2 separate regions of the Homo sapiens genome follow, and region 2 is linked to region 1. Evidence: read pairs that join two places in POLR2A ChIA-PET (ENCODE). Cell type or tissue: IMR-90. All regions are shown on one strand. Links, peaks and the distances in the headings refer to the core of each region. The heading gives the core; the rest is flanking DNA.

The links. ChIA-PET counts read pairs that join two places held together with the same protein. Peaks named below come from ENCODE experiments on the same cell type or tissue, not always from the same donor. Only the 100,000 strongest peaks of a DNase experiment are listed, where the experiment ranks them.
Region 2: POLR2A ChIA-PET joins it to region 1 with 5 read pairs; 2 of 35 experiments call an interaction of 5 or more read pairs at or near these places.

Annotation. Positions count from the first base shown.
Region 1 is chr16:89,418,570-89,426,896 of GRCh38, forward strand. The region is part of intron 1 of ANKRD11 (ankyrin repeat domain containing 11); the gene reads right to left. Among named protein-coding and RNA genes, the nearest start is that of ANKRD11, 68 kb to the right of the region's middle. RefSeq lists enhancers at 1,004-1,505, 1,506-2,005, 4,662-5,162, 4,749-4,848 and a silencer at 6,280-6,389. In IMR-90, for the core only: no CTCF peak of the experiment used is centred there; DNase peaks (open chromatin) are centred at 4,102 and 4,482; H3K27ac peaks cover 242 bases.
Region 2 is chr16:89,261,422-89,269,748 of GRCh38, forward strand. ANKRD11 (ankyrin repeat domain containing 11) reads right to left here. Exons shown (of 13, transcript NM_013275.6): 13 at 6,209-7,242. The coding sequence ends at 7,057. Among named protein-coding and RNA genes, the nearest start is that of ZNF778, 48 kb to the left of the region's middle. In IMR-90, for the core only: no CTCF peak of the experiment used is centred there; no DNase peak of the experiment used is centred there.

The sequences.
Region 1 (8,327 bases), core at 190-8,189:
AATTGCAACAACTTAAAGGTAAATCCAAAGTCCAGCACAAAAAAGAGTAGATGACACTGATACAATCTTGTGAAATCACCATAAAACCAGATTTTAGAGGCTCTGGGGCTTTTTATACGTAAGAAACCAAATAACCCAAGTGGGCAATCTCGCCACAGAAACAAAACATTACCAGTAAGCTAAGTTTTTAAAAGGCCTTTTTTTTTTTTTTGGAGACAGAGTTTCACTCTTGTCCCCCAGGCTGGAGTGCAGTGGCGTGATCTCAGCTCACTGCAACCTCCACCTCCCCTCCTGGGTTCAAGCGATTCTCCTACCTCAGCCTCCCGAGTAGATGGGATTACAGGCGCTCGCCACCCACCCCCGGCTGATCTGGACCTCCTGACCTCAGGTGTTCCAATCACCTCGGCCTTCCAAAGTGTTAGGATTACAGGCGTCAGCCACCATGCCCAGCCTTAAAAGGCTAATTTTAACTTTAAGAAGCATATTAAGTTTTAAACTACATAAAAGGTGCAAAAAAAGATAAGGTGGTTTTCATTTCCACTGAGTATTTTAAGAGGAAAAGATTATACTGCAGTACCATTTTTTTAAAAAGCTGAATAAAGCCATGCATGGTGGCTCACGCCTGTAATCCCAGCACTTTGGGAGGCCGAGGTGGGCGGATCACTTGAGGTCATGAGTTCAAGACCAGCCTGGCCAACAGGGCAAAACCCCGTCTCTACTGAAAATACAAAAAATTAACCAGGTGTGGTGGCTTGTACCTGTAACCCCAACTACTTGGGAGGCTGGGGCAGGTGAATCACTTGAATCTGCGAGGCAAAGGTTGCAGTGAGCTGAGACTGCACCACTGCACTCCAGCCTGGGTGACAGAGCGAAACTCGTCTTAAAAAAAAAAAAAAAAGGCAGCTGAATAAAACTATATAATTTCCCTGAAGAGCTCTGGGGACTCCAAGAATAAAACAAACCAGTCTAAATGGGGGAAAAAAAATCTATACCCATGTTACTTCAGTCCCATCCAAACATCAGGCTCTCCTCCAACTCCAAACACTTCCGTGTGCAGAACCAGGGAAGGAAGCACAGACAGGATTGAAGGCAGCTCCCAGGACAGGGCTTGCTGGTGCAGGGTTCCCCGGCTCTGCACTTAGCATCCGAGAGAATCGCGTGTTTCCTGAGCAACACTCCTGGCACATGCGTTTTGCAAAGATGGAGTGAGGTTTTTCCTCCTTACACTCCTGGAAGATGGAGTGAGGTTTTTCCTCCTTACACTCCTGGACAGGATTGTTCAAAGCTGCCATTAACCTCAAGGACCATTAAAAATAAGTGTGTGATGGGTGCGCTGGCTCACGCCTGTAATCCCAGCACTTCAGGAGGCTGAGGCAGGCGGATTGCTTGAGCCCAGAAGTTGGAGACCAGCCTGGGCAACACGGCGAGTCCCCATCTCTACAAAAAATTCAAAAAATTAGCTGGGCATGGTGGCGTGCGCCTGTAGCCGGAGCTACTCACACCACTGCACAGCAGCCTCAATCCATCAATCAATAAAAATAAATGTGAATACGCAGCTTCTAGTCACCACACAGCCTGGTTTCAGTGAAAAGCAGCAAGTGTGCCACGAAGCTTTCCGTAAAAGAGCTCAGAGAGGGGAAGAGCATCAGCAGCAGGAAGCCAGCGAGGAACCCCAGCATCGACCTCCAGAGTCCTGAGAGCACTCAAAGCATCATGAGTCCAACGATTTGCAAGCTCACTGCCACTGGCATTTGGGTTCAGCGCGCCAACAGGGTTGAGCAGCGTCGGTCTTCTAGATGCCAGTAAGGCCACCCAGCAAATCCTGGCAACCAAAAATGTCTCCAGACGATGTCCGCTAAAGGGCAAAACACGCCGGTGAGAACTGCTGCTTTAATGCAGCTGCTGTTTCCCATGTATGAAGAAACTGGGCCCAAATCAGGTGAAAGTGAAAAACATCAGTTAAAAGTGAAACAAAACTCAGTTTTCTGTTGTCTTAGGGTCCCACAGGGTATGGAAAGCAAGTTGGGAAGAGAAAATTCTGGTCTGAAGGTCTTTTCTTTCTGACTGACAGACAATCTCAGTAACTGATCCCATTATCTCTGGAAGACAGTACCAATCCAGAGCCTCTAAAATATTTGGAATAAACATTACAGATTTTTCTTAAGAGACAGGGTCTCACTGTGTTGCCAAGGCTGGGAATGGAGTGGTGCAAACACAGCTCACTGCGGCCTCAACCTCCTGGGCCCAAGGGGTCCTCCCACCTCAGCCTCCCAAGTAAAGACATTTTCTAAGGTGTGAAAAAAAGCTTCATTTAGAATACATGTTCACATCAAAACCACCACCACGACTATAAACAAGCTATGTTGTCAAACAGAAAAGCACCAGGCTACACTTCTTACTGTCAGCTCCTGCCTACAGCAACTCAGGAATCAACAGGCCTGTGGAGGCTGAGTGCAGACAGAGACCATGGAGACATGAAGGGTCAGTGTGTGATGACGGAGTCAGGGAGTCAGGGATGGGACCATCACCCATCCATGTCTGGGGGTGGGGCTGAGACACGAAGGGTCAGTGTGTGATGACGGAGTCAGGGATGGGACCATCACCCGTCCATGTCTGGGGGTGGGGGTGAGACACGAAGGGTCGGTGTGTGATGACGGAGTCAGGGATGGGACCATCACCCGTCCATGTCTGGGGGTGGGGGTGAGACACGAAGGGTCGGTGTGTGATGACGGAGTCAGGGATGGGACCATCACCCGTCCATGTCTGGGGGTGGGGGTGAGACACGAAGGGTCGGTGTGTGATGACGGAGTCAGGGATGGGACCATCACCCGTCCATGTCTGGGGGCGGGGGTGAGACACGAAGGGTCGGTGTGTGATGACGGAGTCAGGGATGGGACCATCACCCGTCCATGTCTGGGGGTGGGGCTGAGACACGAAGGGTCGGTGTGTGGTGACGGAGTCAGGGATGGGACCATCACCCGTCCATGTCTGGGGGCGGGGGTGAGACACGAAGGGTCGGTGTGTGATGACGGAGTCAGGGATGGGACCATCACCCGTCCATGTCTGGGGGCGGGGGTGAGACACGAAGGGTCGGTGTGTGATGACGGAGTCAGGGATGGGACCATCACCCGTCCACGTCTGGGGGTGGGGGTGAGACACGAAGGGTCGGTGTGTGATGACGGAGTCAGGGATGGGACCATCACCCGTCCATGTCTGGGGGTGGGGGTGAGACACGAAGGGTCAGTGTGTGATGACAGGACCACTGCCCATCCATGTCTTGGGGCAGGGGTGGGGGTAACCAAAACCAGAATCCAGTTAAAACAACAGGGAGTTGCTTCTACCTATGGAAATGGCAACAGGACAAGATGATAACCCAGGTGCTAAGGAGTCGGCTACACGCATTCTGTGTTAGGAAACCCAGGAGGTACTAATGGCGGCTCTCTCTGAATGGTGGAGCAATGTGAGGTTTTAAATGCTCTTACCACTCTGGACTCCTTACTCTCATCAACCCCTTTAAGTGGGTTATTTGCCACGTTAGGGATAGGGAAAGAAAATTATTTAATACAATCAACGGGTAAAAAGTTAAAGTTACCTAAGAAGAAAGAGCTCTAGGCCAAACCTATAATCCCAGAACTTTAAGAGGCCGAGGTGGGAGGATCACTTCCGCACAGAAGCTCAAGGCTGCAGTCAGTTAGGGTGGCACCACTGCACTCCACCTGGGCGAGCGACTGAGACCCTAAGAATATCCAAACCATTAAAAGAATTTTTTTACAGAATTTTTCTTTTAAAAAAAGCAATTTTAAAAAAAAGGATCTTGGATGTTATCACCAAAAAGAAGTGGTATTTGAGGGGATGGACACAGTAACCACCCTGGTCTCATCGGTAAACAAGGCATCCACGGACTGAGGCATCCTACCGGACTCCACTAACAGGTGCGACTATGGGTCAGTAATAAACACACTTTTCAATATGTCAAGTAATAACACGATATTCGCGCTGACCCAATCGCACCCCACCTCTTTCAACGCCCTGGGCTCTCCCCTCGCTTTGTTGCATGAGAGCTGCTTTACTCACTGCTCTCGACGAACAGTCACAGCCACGAGCACCGTCCGAAACAGAATCACAGCCTCCCTGGGAAGGAAGCTGGGCAGACCTGATGCTTATTTTTGGAAAGGAACGGAAGTTCAAGATTGCTCATGTTTTTATTACAGTCTCCCTTTTCTCCCCTAAGAGAATCACAAGTTTCAGGAGACTCTGACTGACACAACTGTATTAATGTTTAATTCACTCCCACTTTAATCACTTTTTTCTTTTTTTCTTTCTTTATATCAAAGCACATCAATAATCACTTTTTTCAATCAGGAGATCTACAACTGCTTGCTAACCATAGTCTTCAATCCGCTAAGATGAGCAATTCTTTCTGTCCACACTGACTAACCCCAACTGACAGCAGAGAAAAACCACGAGGCCTGTGGCTGCCCCACACCGCTGCTCCTTCAGACAACCAAGGGCCACGGTGGTTTCACAGCTGTGAGCTCAGGCCCCTCAGCTCCCTCCCGTGAGCCACCTTCCCAACACCCTCAGAGCCCAGGAGTCCATGTTAGCAAAGACAGGTCCCTACACTGGCCTTGGTCTCAAAACGCTGCTAGCCAGAGCTATGACCTTATGCAAACAATGATTTTCATTCGCGTTAGGCTGGGTGGGAGGGTCCACAGGGGAGCCACTGACGATGGGCATCTGCCCCCGACACTGGCTGACTAACCAGCACCATTAACCCTGGGCTCCGAACGGCAGTCACACCAGCCTGTCTCAGGGCCAGGTCTGTCTTTTCCCTGCTTCCCACAGAACGGCCCGCAGTGCATTCCTTTCATGAGTACAGGAGCATACGGATGGGTTTTAAGAGACTAGTGCGGAGCTGTGGCTTTCTTGACAAATACTTTTTCAGTAACTTCAAATACATGCACAGAGAAGGCATGAGATGTGTGGTTAGAGTTAACCTGAAAGCACAAGGTGGTGCCTGCAGCAGCAGGCACTCAGCACCTGACCCAACTCAACTCAAACATGTGAGCCCACCATTACTAGAGGTCAAAAATGGTCCAATAAACTCCACTCAGTTGTTCACAGCTGTTTTATTCATAAGCACCAGAAACTGGAATCAGCCCAGATGTGCTTCGATGGTGTAAGAAAACGTTTTAAATGGTCCGTTTTCCAGGCATGATAAATCTACGCAATGGCAGCCAGCCTGCGGATGTAACAAACCGCACGGCTCGTGCACCTAGAAGGTCACAATAAGCGAACAAAATGTAGAAGAGGGGTCAGCCCATAAATGGGAAGAAAGTTTCAGTATTGGGAAATCAAAACTTAAGCGGGTAAGAGGACAGGGTACAACCTTGTAAGCGGGTAAGGGGACGGCGTACAACGGGATAATGAAACTCAGGCGACCTCCGGGAAGATTGTAACCCCATAGTACTCGACCAGTGAGGAACTGGGGGAGGGACTTGCATTAGAGGAGATAAACTACCTGCTGTGACTGCCCCGGGTGTACCTGCCTACCAGGCACCTGATCTTGCAAGACTGCCATTAAAAATCTTGCTTCCTGGCTGGGCGCAGTGGCTCACACCTATAATCCCAGCACTTTGAGTCAGGCAGATCACCTGAGGTTGGGAGTTCGAGACCAGCGTGGCCAACATGGAGAAACCCCGTCTGTACTAAAAATACAAAATTAGCCAGGCGTGGTGGCGCATGCCTGTAATCCCAGCTACTCGGGAGACTGAAGCAGGAGAATCACTTGAACCCAGGAGACGGAGGTTGCAGCAAGCCAAGATCACACCTCTGCACTCCAGGCTGGGTGACAAGAGCAAAACTCTGTCTCAAAAAAAAAAAAGAGAGAGAAAGAAAAAAGTCTCATTTCTGCTGTTCTGTGTGTCTCCAAGCCCAGTCTTTGGGTGTGGACGGGTGAATGTGTGTTTCTCACCATGGATAAATAAGCTGAGTCCACCCACACCACGGAGACCACTCAGCAACAAAACAGAGCGAACATTACGCTGAGCAAAAAGGCCAATCGAAAAGGTTACATTTCTACGACTCCATTTATATGACACTCTTATGACAAATTTTTCAAATGGAGGACAAATCAGTGGTTCTCAGGGGTTAGGGACCAGGGTGGGGAGATGGGCTGGAAGGGGCAAATGTGGCTAGAAAAGGGCAAAGGGCCGATCCTTGCGATTATGGAACTATTCAGCACCGCAACACGGCAGGGACGGGGGCCCCCAGTGGTGAACACGCACAGAACTCAAATCAATCAATCTCTCTCTCTAACACACACGTACAAGTAAACTTCAGGCAACCTGAGTAAGACCGGTCAGCGATACCGTGTCCACATCCTGGCTGTGACGTTCTATTAAGGCCACAGTTCTCCAATGTGTTACCATTCGAAGAGAGGAGGAGACTGGCCGAAGTGTACAAAGGGCTCTCAAGGATTTCTTACAACAAAACACAAGCTCAAACTATTTAAAAAAAAAAAAAAAGTCCAAAAAAGAAAGAGTCCAATATTGACAATTTCATATGGTTTTATCTAGCACCAACTCACTTTATCCTCACAATAATCCCACAGAGTAGGTATCATTATTATCTCCCCTTTGCACATGAGAAAACTGAGGCCCTAGAAGTGTGAGAAATTTAGTCAAGGTCACATTTTAAATGGTGGGGCCAAGACCTGAAACCAGGCTGGCTGGCTCCAGTGCCCACACTCTTCACCACGATCAGTCTTGAAACTGGAAATGGAAAACATGGACATGAATCTGCTATTATTATGGCTTAAAAATCTTACAATGTAACTTTAGAGGACTTAAAGGGAACACTAAAGACCTACCATCCAGCCTCATCTCATTTTAGTTCTCAATCAAAAAAAGACACAGCCAATTGGATTCCACTCCCACAATGGTGCCAGGAGCCCCACAATCCCAAGGCCAGCTGGTGCAGACAGGTCACCTATCCACTCTGATCAAACCATTCTCCTGACCTCGGTCGGTCTCCTTCGTTTTTTCAGGTTGGGGGCGGACAAGGTGGGCCGGTTATTTCGATTTTTTCGGGCTGGGGGCAGAGAAGGTGCAGTTATTTGTTTCCTGTTTCTGGTGTTTCTTTTTTAAGGGTGGGGTGCTATTCATTTCGTTTTCTCTGATTTAAAGTGAAAGAGAAGGCTCCAGGGAATAAAGGCAACTACGCAAACTTCAGAACTGAGGTGAGCCTGAGGAGGAACTAGAAGGAAAACCAGGCTTCCTTCTTCAGTGCAAATGTTTCTTTTTACTACAGGAAAAAACGAAACAGGAAACAAAATGAATGTTCCCAAACAATTCTCTTTATACCATTTAGCAGAAAAAGGTGCAAAGTGGATGAATGCAGAACGAGAACAAGGGGGAACGATTTCACACAACCGTTCTTCCCTTTCCATAATGCCTGCCCTGATAGGAATCAAACTCCTCTGCTAAAGAACAAAAGCCAACTATGGAAGGCAGGAGAACCTTCAGTCCTCAGAGGAGGCATCCGACTCCTGCCAAAACCTTCCCTTCCTCACCGGATCCAGGGGAATGGCAAAAACAATTCGTGTTTGAAAGTAAACAGATACACAGCTATAACAAAAAAAACAAAGGAAGCTGTAGATCAGAAACTGGGAAATACCTGAAAATTAGAGGAGGACAAAGGCATGAAATCAAACTAGAGAAAGTGACACAAAAGCCAACAGTGAAAACAGCCCCAATAACACACAGGAGAAGGTGGAGGAAGGACAGTGCTGGACTGTGCAATACCTGCCTCCCTCCCGCAGGAGGCCCGGCTCCACAAGACCCCAACCAGCGCCGGCCGAGTTCACAAGCTCCCTGAGCAACAAACACCAACTCCCTGCGTGGCTTCACTAAAACAAGCCTTGAAAGGGAACAAGAGGCTCTGATGGTCACTTAAACATCACACACACACACACACACACACACACACACACACACAAATCTGAAATCCTGACCAATGAAGACATAAGACCAACCTTTCAGAAAGCCTAAATCAGGCGCATATAGATGACCAATTTATTTCTAGCTCTTAGTAAACCCACAGAATTCCAAATCAGCATCACAGTCTAATGGCAAAACTCAAAAGGAAACATGAATATACTGTGATCTACTTGTCTTGAGCTCACTGTTGGCCTCACCATTTTATGATCGGCGTCATGGACACTGGGAAACAGAAAAGACGGAGAAATCCGGGAAGCGGCTGTTTCACTTCAGTGTGAAGCTCCTACTCAACAATCGCTTAGTTATTTGTGACCTCTCACAACACTC
Region 2 (8,327 bases), core at 328-8,327, 160 kb before region 1:
GTAACAGAGTGAGACTCCATCTCAAAAAAAGAAAAAAAGTCTTTAGTAAGTTCAGCATCTGGGCTTCCCCAAGGATGGTATCTATTGATGGCTTTTCCCCCCATTTATGGGTGATATTTTGTTTCTCTGCTTTTTTTTGCTGAAAAGTAGACATTTAAAGCAACATGATGAGACCAGTTGTTCTTATCCCCCAGGTTTTGTTACTTTGTGGTTTGGTTGCTGCTTCTGTGTGTTTAGTGACTTTTCTGGACTAATTCTCTACTCCCTTTGCTGTGTGACCAGTGAACGCTCTGTACTGTACAGTTTCCTTAAATGCCTCGATTCAGTGAGTCTTTTTTCCCTGGCTGGGAGGCTTTTCCAGCAGTTTCCAGCTCTGCTGTAGCTTTCGCTTTCTGTTTGCACAAGGCCTCAATCAGCCAAGGGGAGATCAGAGAATGTTCTGTCCCTTCCTGGCCGTGCGTACAGACCCACACGTGCCCAGGGCTTTCCGTGTCCCCAGGAAAATGTCAGTGCTGCCCGGGTCCCCACAGGCGCCTCGTTCCTCACCTCGTCCTTTCTGGGCAGGTGCCGGCTGCCCCAGTGGGTAGTGCCTTGGACAGCTGTGTGGTTAAACGGTGCCACTGATTGTTTCTGACCAATGCTGTGGAAAGGGGGCTTTTCTCACTGAGCGAACTGCAGGGCAGGCCAGATATCACAGGCCTATGAATGCTTTCCAGGGAGCTGCCAGAGGTGAGATTGAAGCAGGCTGTTTCACCGGAGTCGTAATGGGGTGCCTGGTTTACTCAGCCTGCCGCCCTCAACCCCTCGCGGAGGGAGTGTGTGGGCCAATGAGGCAGGACTGGAGTGCAGGATCGCTGGAACTGGCCGGCTGTTTAGGCACCGGTGGGTTCAAACTCCACTCACTTGGACCCTCTGTGCTCCACCCCTTGCAGGAGGGTGAGCAGGTGCAGGAGCTGGAGCAGGTGCTTTTGGGTGCCGGCAGCAGTGAACTCTGTGCAGGCCCCGTGCAGCATCCAGGGCCGGGGTACCTGTGCCCCCCAAAGCCCCAGAGGGCGTGTTACGGGGCTCCTTTAGCTCTGCCGTCCACAGACAGCTGAAGTGTTAACAGCTCAGTGGACCCTCTGCCTTTTCGCGTGAGGCTGCCGGTGAGAGGCAAAGGGCCGGTGTGACCGCCTTTTGTATCCACCTGTGGCTCTAGAGCTCGTCTGGCATCCAGGAAAAATGAGGTTACGCAAACGAATTGAAGGATGGTAAATGTGGGGGATTTTATTGCTGATGAAAGTGGCTGTCAGCAGGAAGGGGAGCTGGAAAGGGGATGGGGCGGGAAGGTAATCTTCCCCTGAAGTCTGGCCACATCTGTGTCTGCAGATGGATTCTTCTCTGAAGTGACACCGTCAAGCTGTCCCTTAACATCCAGCTGCTTCTCCTCTCTGCTGGCTGAGTCTGGGGCCTTTATAGACACAGGATGGCGGGGGGCAGGGTGGGACCATGGTGGTTTAGGAACAGGCAACATGAGGGCAGGAAAGCAGGGATGGCAGTTCTCAAGGTGGGCCATGGTCTCAGGCATTTCAGCTTGAGGGTGGGGCTTCACCAGGAACCTGCCCCTGTCTGCCTAGAATTTCTCTACCTCCTGTCCCCATCAAGATGGCAACAGCTCTCTCTGGGGTGGGACTTTTGGGGGCTCATACTGAGCCTGCCTCTCTGGGCTGCTAGTTTTCAAAGCACCAGAGAGTTGGAGTAAGGAGAATGAAACACGGCAAGTTAAAATGACAAAGCTCTCTGTACCAATATTCAGCTGTTTTTCTTTTTACTTTTTCTTTTTGGAGACGGAGTCTTGCTCTGTCAGCCAGGCTGGAGTGTACTGGTGCAATCTTGGCTCACTGCAACCTCCGCCTCCCAGGTTCAAGCAATTCTCCTGCCTCAACCTCCCAAGTAGTTGGGATTACAGGCATGTGCCATCATGCCCAGCTACTGTTTGTATTTGTAGTAGAGACGAGGTTTTACCATGTTGGCCAGGCTGGTCTTGAACTCCTGACCTCAGGTGATCCACCCACCTCGGCCTCCCAAAGTGCTGGGATTACAGGCATGAGCCACCATGCCAAGCCTCGGCTGTTTTTCTTTAATAAACATTCATTAAATTATTACAAGCCTTAGTTAATAATTTCCAGAGTTCTGAAAAAGTTAATTTTGACAATTTTTTCCCTAGTGGTGTCATTGCTTTTCTCGAGGAGGGATTTTCAGAGGGACTTGCTACCCTGGAAGTCCTGCGTCCTTTCTGTCATATCAGCTCACCCCCTCAGAGGTTCTGACCTGGGACATAATCAGTCTCTATGTAGCTGCTTTGAATTGTCATTTATTTCCCCTTTTCTTAATTGTGGGGGTCTTGACTGCAGGGTAAATGGCTCTGGCTGCTGCGATTTTAACTTGGTATCTTTCCTTTTTCTTTCTTTTTGGAGACGGAGTTTCGCTCTTCTGGCCCAGCCTGGAGTCCAGTGGCACGAACTCGGCTCACTGCAACCTCCCTCCCCGCCTCCCGGGTTCAAGCGATTCTCCTGCCTCAGCCTCCTGAGTAGCTGGCATTACAGACTTGTGCCACCACACCCAGCTAATTTTATATTTTTAGTACAGACAGGGTTTCTCCATGTTGGCCAGGCTGGTCTTGAACTCCTGACCTCGTGATCCACCTGCCTCAGCCTCCCAAAGTGCTGGGATTACAGGCGTGAGCCACCACACCCGGCTGGTATCTTTTTTTTTTTTTTTTTTTTGAAGACAGAGTCTTGCTCTGTCCCCCAGGCTGGAGCAACCATCACAGCTCACCGCAGCCTCAGCCTCCTGGGCTCAGGCGATCCTCCCGCCTCAGCCTCCCGAGTACCTGGGACCGCAGACGCGCTCCACCATGCCTGTTCTTTGTTGTTGTTGTTGAGACAGGGTCTCATTATGTTGTCCAGGCTGGACATGAACTCCTGGGCTCAAGCATCCTCCTGCCTTGGCTTCCTGTTGTGATTATAGGTGTGAAATACTACACCCAGCCTGATTTTTGGTTTTAGAGACAGGATCTTGCTGAGCTGCCCAGGTGGGAAGGCAATGGCTGTTCGCAGGCTCACTCACGGTGCACTACCGCCGTGAGCTCCTGGACTCAAGTGATCCTCCTGCTGCAGCCTCCCAAGCAGCTGGGACCACAGGTGTGAGCCATGTTTCCAGTTTATCACAGGTAATTTCAGATGTGAGTGACGTTCTGTGCCCAGTAATGGGGCTTTTGGGGTTTATACCACTGCACTCCCCCAGCTGTGGTGTACAACTTGCACCTCGTCCCTGAGCTCTTGCTGATGCCACAGCTGAGCTCTTGCTGATGCCACGGCTGCCTTCTCACTGCCTGTGGGTCCCTCTCTCTAGCTTCAGTATTTCATTCTGCTTTCCAACAGAGCCAAGCTGGGCCCAGTTCCTTCTACTCTCCTGTGAGACTGTCTTCGCTGTCCCCCAGCGGGAAGGAGGAAAGCAGCTCCCTGGTGTGGGGGGAGGTGGGTGGAGGTTGTGTGCGGCTCCACGTGCTGGGGCCCTTCCCCTCCTGCCAGGCTCAGGCCCAGGCCCAGCTGCCGCTTGGAAATGGCGACCCCTGAATGGAGACCTGTCTTGCCAGATGCTGCACGGTCTCCTGGGCAGAGCAGGCGCTCTCTGTGCGGGGAGCTGACGGCTCACGGGCTTTCCACAAAAACCTCTCACCTCCTTCCAGGTTTTACAAAAGCCACCAGCTTCTCTTCTACAGCAGCAAAAGCCGCCATATTTCTTTCCTTTTTCTGTTGAAGCCTGGGGCCTTACGCCTTGGCAAGGTGTCAGCTTCCCTGAGAGGGGGACCCTGTGCCAGAAAGGGGTGCCAGCTTCCCTAAGAGGGGGACCCTCGGCTGGGGAGGGGCACCGGCTTCCCTGAGGGGGAACCCTGTGTCGGGGAGGGGCGCCAGCTTCCCTGAGAGGGGGACCCTGTGCCAGGGAGGGGTGCTGGCTTCCCTGAAGTGCCTAGGGTCCGAGCACTCACCTGCTCTGTGCTTTGGGTTTGTTTGTTTTTTGTTTTTTTTTTTGCTAATGGCAGTCCTCAGAGCCTCCGGAAGGGAAGGCATCAGGAAGGCTTGAGTTACAGGTGGTGGACCCTCAGAGCCAGCCTGCTCCAGAGCCCGGGCTCCCAGGCAGGAGCTGGGTAGCGCTGGGGTCCATGGATGTAGTTGAGCGAGTGGGGTTACGCCATCTTCCTCCAGCTCCAGCCAGAGACTCCCGAGAGCGGTCTGAAGCCCACATGGGTGGCCCCGGGCAGCAGGGTCTCCAGGCTGGCACGCAGGCTCCTGCGGTTCTGGGTACTCTGACGTTTCTCAGTGTTTATTCACAAGTCTCTCTGAGGGGCGGCAGGCTGTCTCTCGTCCCCTATGGCAGGAGGCTGTTTGGGAGTCGCATGTGCGGCATCTCTGGCAGGTGCACGGGAGCCGAGACTCCAGCAGACCAGGGTGGGGGCCGGAAGGGAGCTGCTCTCGCCTGACACCCCTCGTGGGCACCCGAGACAGGGAGGCACAGCATGGTGGCCGGGACGTCGTCACCACTGTGGGCTGGAACTGCAGCGTGCTCTGTGTGACACAGGCTGACTCAGGTTTTTCTTTTAAGGCAGGGCTTAAAGGAAGTTTTACTGTGACCAAAGTTCTGTGATTGAGGGGGTGTGGAGAAAACAAAAAGCCTGGCCAAGATGGTGAAACCCCGTCTCTACTAAAAATACAAAAACTAGCCGGGTGTGGTGGCAGGCGCCTGTAGTCCCAGCTACTCGGGAGGCTGAGGCAGGAGAATTGAACCCAGGAGGTGGAGGCTGCAGTGAGCTGAGATTGCGCCACTGTGCTCCATCCAGCCTGGGGGTCAGAGCAAGACTCCATCTCAAAAGCAAGCAAAAAACCCCCAAAAACCCACGAAGCCCCCAAAACAAACCACAGCTAATCCGAACCCAGAAAAATAGACTGGAACCTTCTGGCTTCTCCACACCCCCACCCCAAGCCCGTAAATGAGGTGGACAACCCTGCCTTTGCTCAGGCTCAGCCCTGAAGGGAACAGGAGGGAATCCACAAAAGTTCTGTTCACAGATCGAAGACAGGAGAGGGGGCATGGCCCCACGCCTACCCCCAACCCCACGCAGGGGCCCAGCTGGCGAGGGAGCTCACAGCAGCCTTTGGGGGAATGAAGCCACTGCCCCCGCCACTGGCTCAGCCTGGCAGGGCTCAGGGACCCTCCCAGGTCGGGCTCCTCCGCAGGGGACCCAGTGACCAGGACCCTGTTGATTCTGATGCACGGGCAGTGTCTGCTCTTCTGTGGGGGTTGTTTCTGTAGCTGCCACTCCCTCCCCAGCACCCAGGTACAGGGGACAGACAGCTCAGAAGGAAAAGGGTGAGGCGCCTCCATCAGCTCACCCTCCTGTCACGCCGGGGGCCAACAGTCTCCTGGAGCCACACTGGCTGGAGGGTCCTGGCAGGCATCCTCTGTGCCAAGATCCTCTGAGCAGAGGCCTCGCATCTCCATGCTTGCCTGAGCTGCCTTCCAGCCAGGACAGGGCTCTCAAAGCGCGGACCCTCACCAGCTGCAGCTGCCAGGGAACTGTGGGCAGGGGCACAAGCCAGCCAGCCACAAGCTGAAGCTCAGGGGCGTGCACAGCTGGCCACGGGGTCTGGCCACGGCTGCAGTGCTCAGATCCGTGGGGAGTGATGCTCCTGTTTCTCTCCAGCTCCTACAAGAGGCAGTAATTCCACAGCATTCCCGGTCTGTGCAAAGGCAGAGGACGAGGGGAACAGATAATTTGTTTCAAAATTAAAAGCTAACAACTTGGTAGGAAAAAGGTTTTCTTTTTTTTCAGACAGAGTCTGCTGTGGAGTAGGGTGGCGTGATCTCAGCTCACAGCAGCCTCCACCTCCTGGGTTCAAACGATTCTCCTGCCTCAGCCTCCGGAGTAGCTGGGACTACAGGCGCGCGCCACCACACCCAGCTAATTTTTGGTATTTTTAGTAGAGAGGGGATTTTGCCATGTTGGGCAGGCTGGTCTCAGACTCCCGCCTCGGCCTCCCACAGTGCTGGGATTACAGGCGTGAGCCACCACGTCTGTCCTGGGAGTAAGAAGGTCGTCGAGAGGGGCGACACTGTGTCAGTCCCACACACAGCCCCTCTCCTGGAGGGACGCACTGTACAAAGAGCATTTTAATTAATTTATTTATTTCTTTACACATAACTGAAAGTGATGTTACAGTACATAAGTTATTTACAACTGTGCAGTAATGTGTTGCAAAATAAATTATCTAGAAGGCAGCAAAAGTACATTGTGAAGGTATATAAAACTGTACAGCGTTTACGGATACACTTTTTATATGATTATTGGCTCTGTAGTGTTTCAAGTTACGTTCTCAGAAAGAGAAACAAAATGCCCAAGATTAAAGGAAAGAAGATACAAACCACGCGGATTTGACTCCATTTCAATACGGCTGGGAGTCCTGGCTCTGTGTCCCTCCGCCTGGCTCCGCACCAGGTCTGAAGCCCAGTCTGAGGCCGTCGCAGCTCGGCGGCAACAGAACCACGGCTGGGATGGGGCTCCTGCCCCTCCGACCTGCAGGTCACTGTTTGTGAGAGGTGGACACCTTAATTTTCTTTAGTTGATCAGAATGGAACAAAAAATTTTAAAAATGTACTCCGTTCTCCAACTCCTGAAATGCCTCTGCAGTTGCTGGAGAAAAGGGCCCGAAGGTCGCCGTTTTCAAACAGAAGCTGCCGTGTGTGCGCGCCCGGCATGGTCTCCTCATCCCGCCGGGGCCAGTGAGGCTCTGGGGGCTTTGCCCCCGCCGCGGCAGCTGGTAGAGAAGAGACGTGTTTCACCTCCCCGACGTCTGGACCAGTCTGGAAGGGATGGAGGCGCTGTGGCCAAGTGCAGTCTCTCTCGGGGTCTCTCCCCGCCCGGGTGGACAGGGCGCTCCCTCCTCCGCCCCTGGGGCTCAGCAGCAGTCCTGGGCAGCCGTGCGGCCCTCGCCTGCGTCCTGCGGCCGTCCCGCGGTGTCATGCCGGCAACAATACAAAGTCGTCGTTGACGTCGACCATGGGCACGTAGAAGGAGGGCACCTCGTTCACGCACAGGGACTTGTGCCCGGCGGGGTCCAGTTCCTGCACCTTCAGCTGCCACTCCATCCTCTGCACGGCGTTCAGGGCCGCGGCCTCGTGCTGCTGCCGCATGAGGAGGCAAGTCTGCGGGACACACAGCGGGGAGAGGAGGGAGGAGGAGTGAAGGGAGAGCCCCAGACTCTGCCGACCTCAGCTGCCAGCAGGGCCAAGGGCGTGATACGGCCGTGAACCTACCCTGGTATGGGCCAGGCCCAGCTGTACCCGCTCCTGGCATCTAGTTACTACACGTGGCGGTAGCGCCAGCTGTGCTACATGTCTGTCCCCATAACCGCTGTCTATGCCACCTCTACCCTGGCCTGGGGCTCACCCTGGCCCGGGGGCCCTGCCCTGCTCTGGGTGGGCCTGGGACTCACCTCCAGCAGCCACTGCAGCTTATTAGAATCGAACAGCTTTGCTTTTGTCATTTTACAATTACTTACGGCCAGTGATAGTTTCACTTGTATTTCTAGTAGAAACTATGCCATTTAAAAGTGCACATAAGGGGACTGGACTGGGGTAGCACATATTTTGGAAACTAATGGAGAAATGGAAGCGTGGCCAGGGAGTACTGGTATGTCACAAGCAACCGTGTAGAGAATCTTTTTTAGATACCGTCTCAAGGCTGGAGTGCAGTGGTGCAATCATGACTCACTGCAGCCTTGACCTCTGGGGCTCAAGGGATCCTCCCTCCTCAACCTCCCGAGTAGCTGGGACTACAAGTGCTACCACGCCTAGCTGATTTTTGTAGAGATGGGGTTTTGCGATGTTGGCGAGCTGCAGTGTGATCATGTCTGTCTCTAAATTTTTCTCAACATATATATATGTATGAAATCGTTTTCGAAGCTCAGGATGGATTCACAATCCTCCTCAATGGGCCTCATAGCTTTTACTCGGCAGCTCAGACATCACCAGTGTAAATTGTTACATGGAATCATATAATACCCTTTGGATGTTCCAAACTCCGGTGAGTCACTGAATTACTGATGGGCCTCTGAGTGAGTTTCCAGTTTTGTTCCAGTGAATATTTTTATACATATCCCTAAGGTTTTTTTTTAAATTTTGTCCCCAGGCTGGAGTGCAGTGGTGCAATCTTGGCTTACTGCAACCTCTGTCTCCCGGGTTCAAATGATTCTCATGCCTCAGTCTCCCGGAATTACAGGCACGCACCA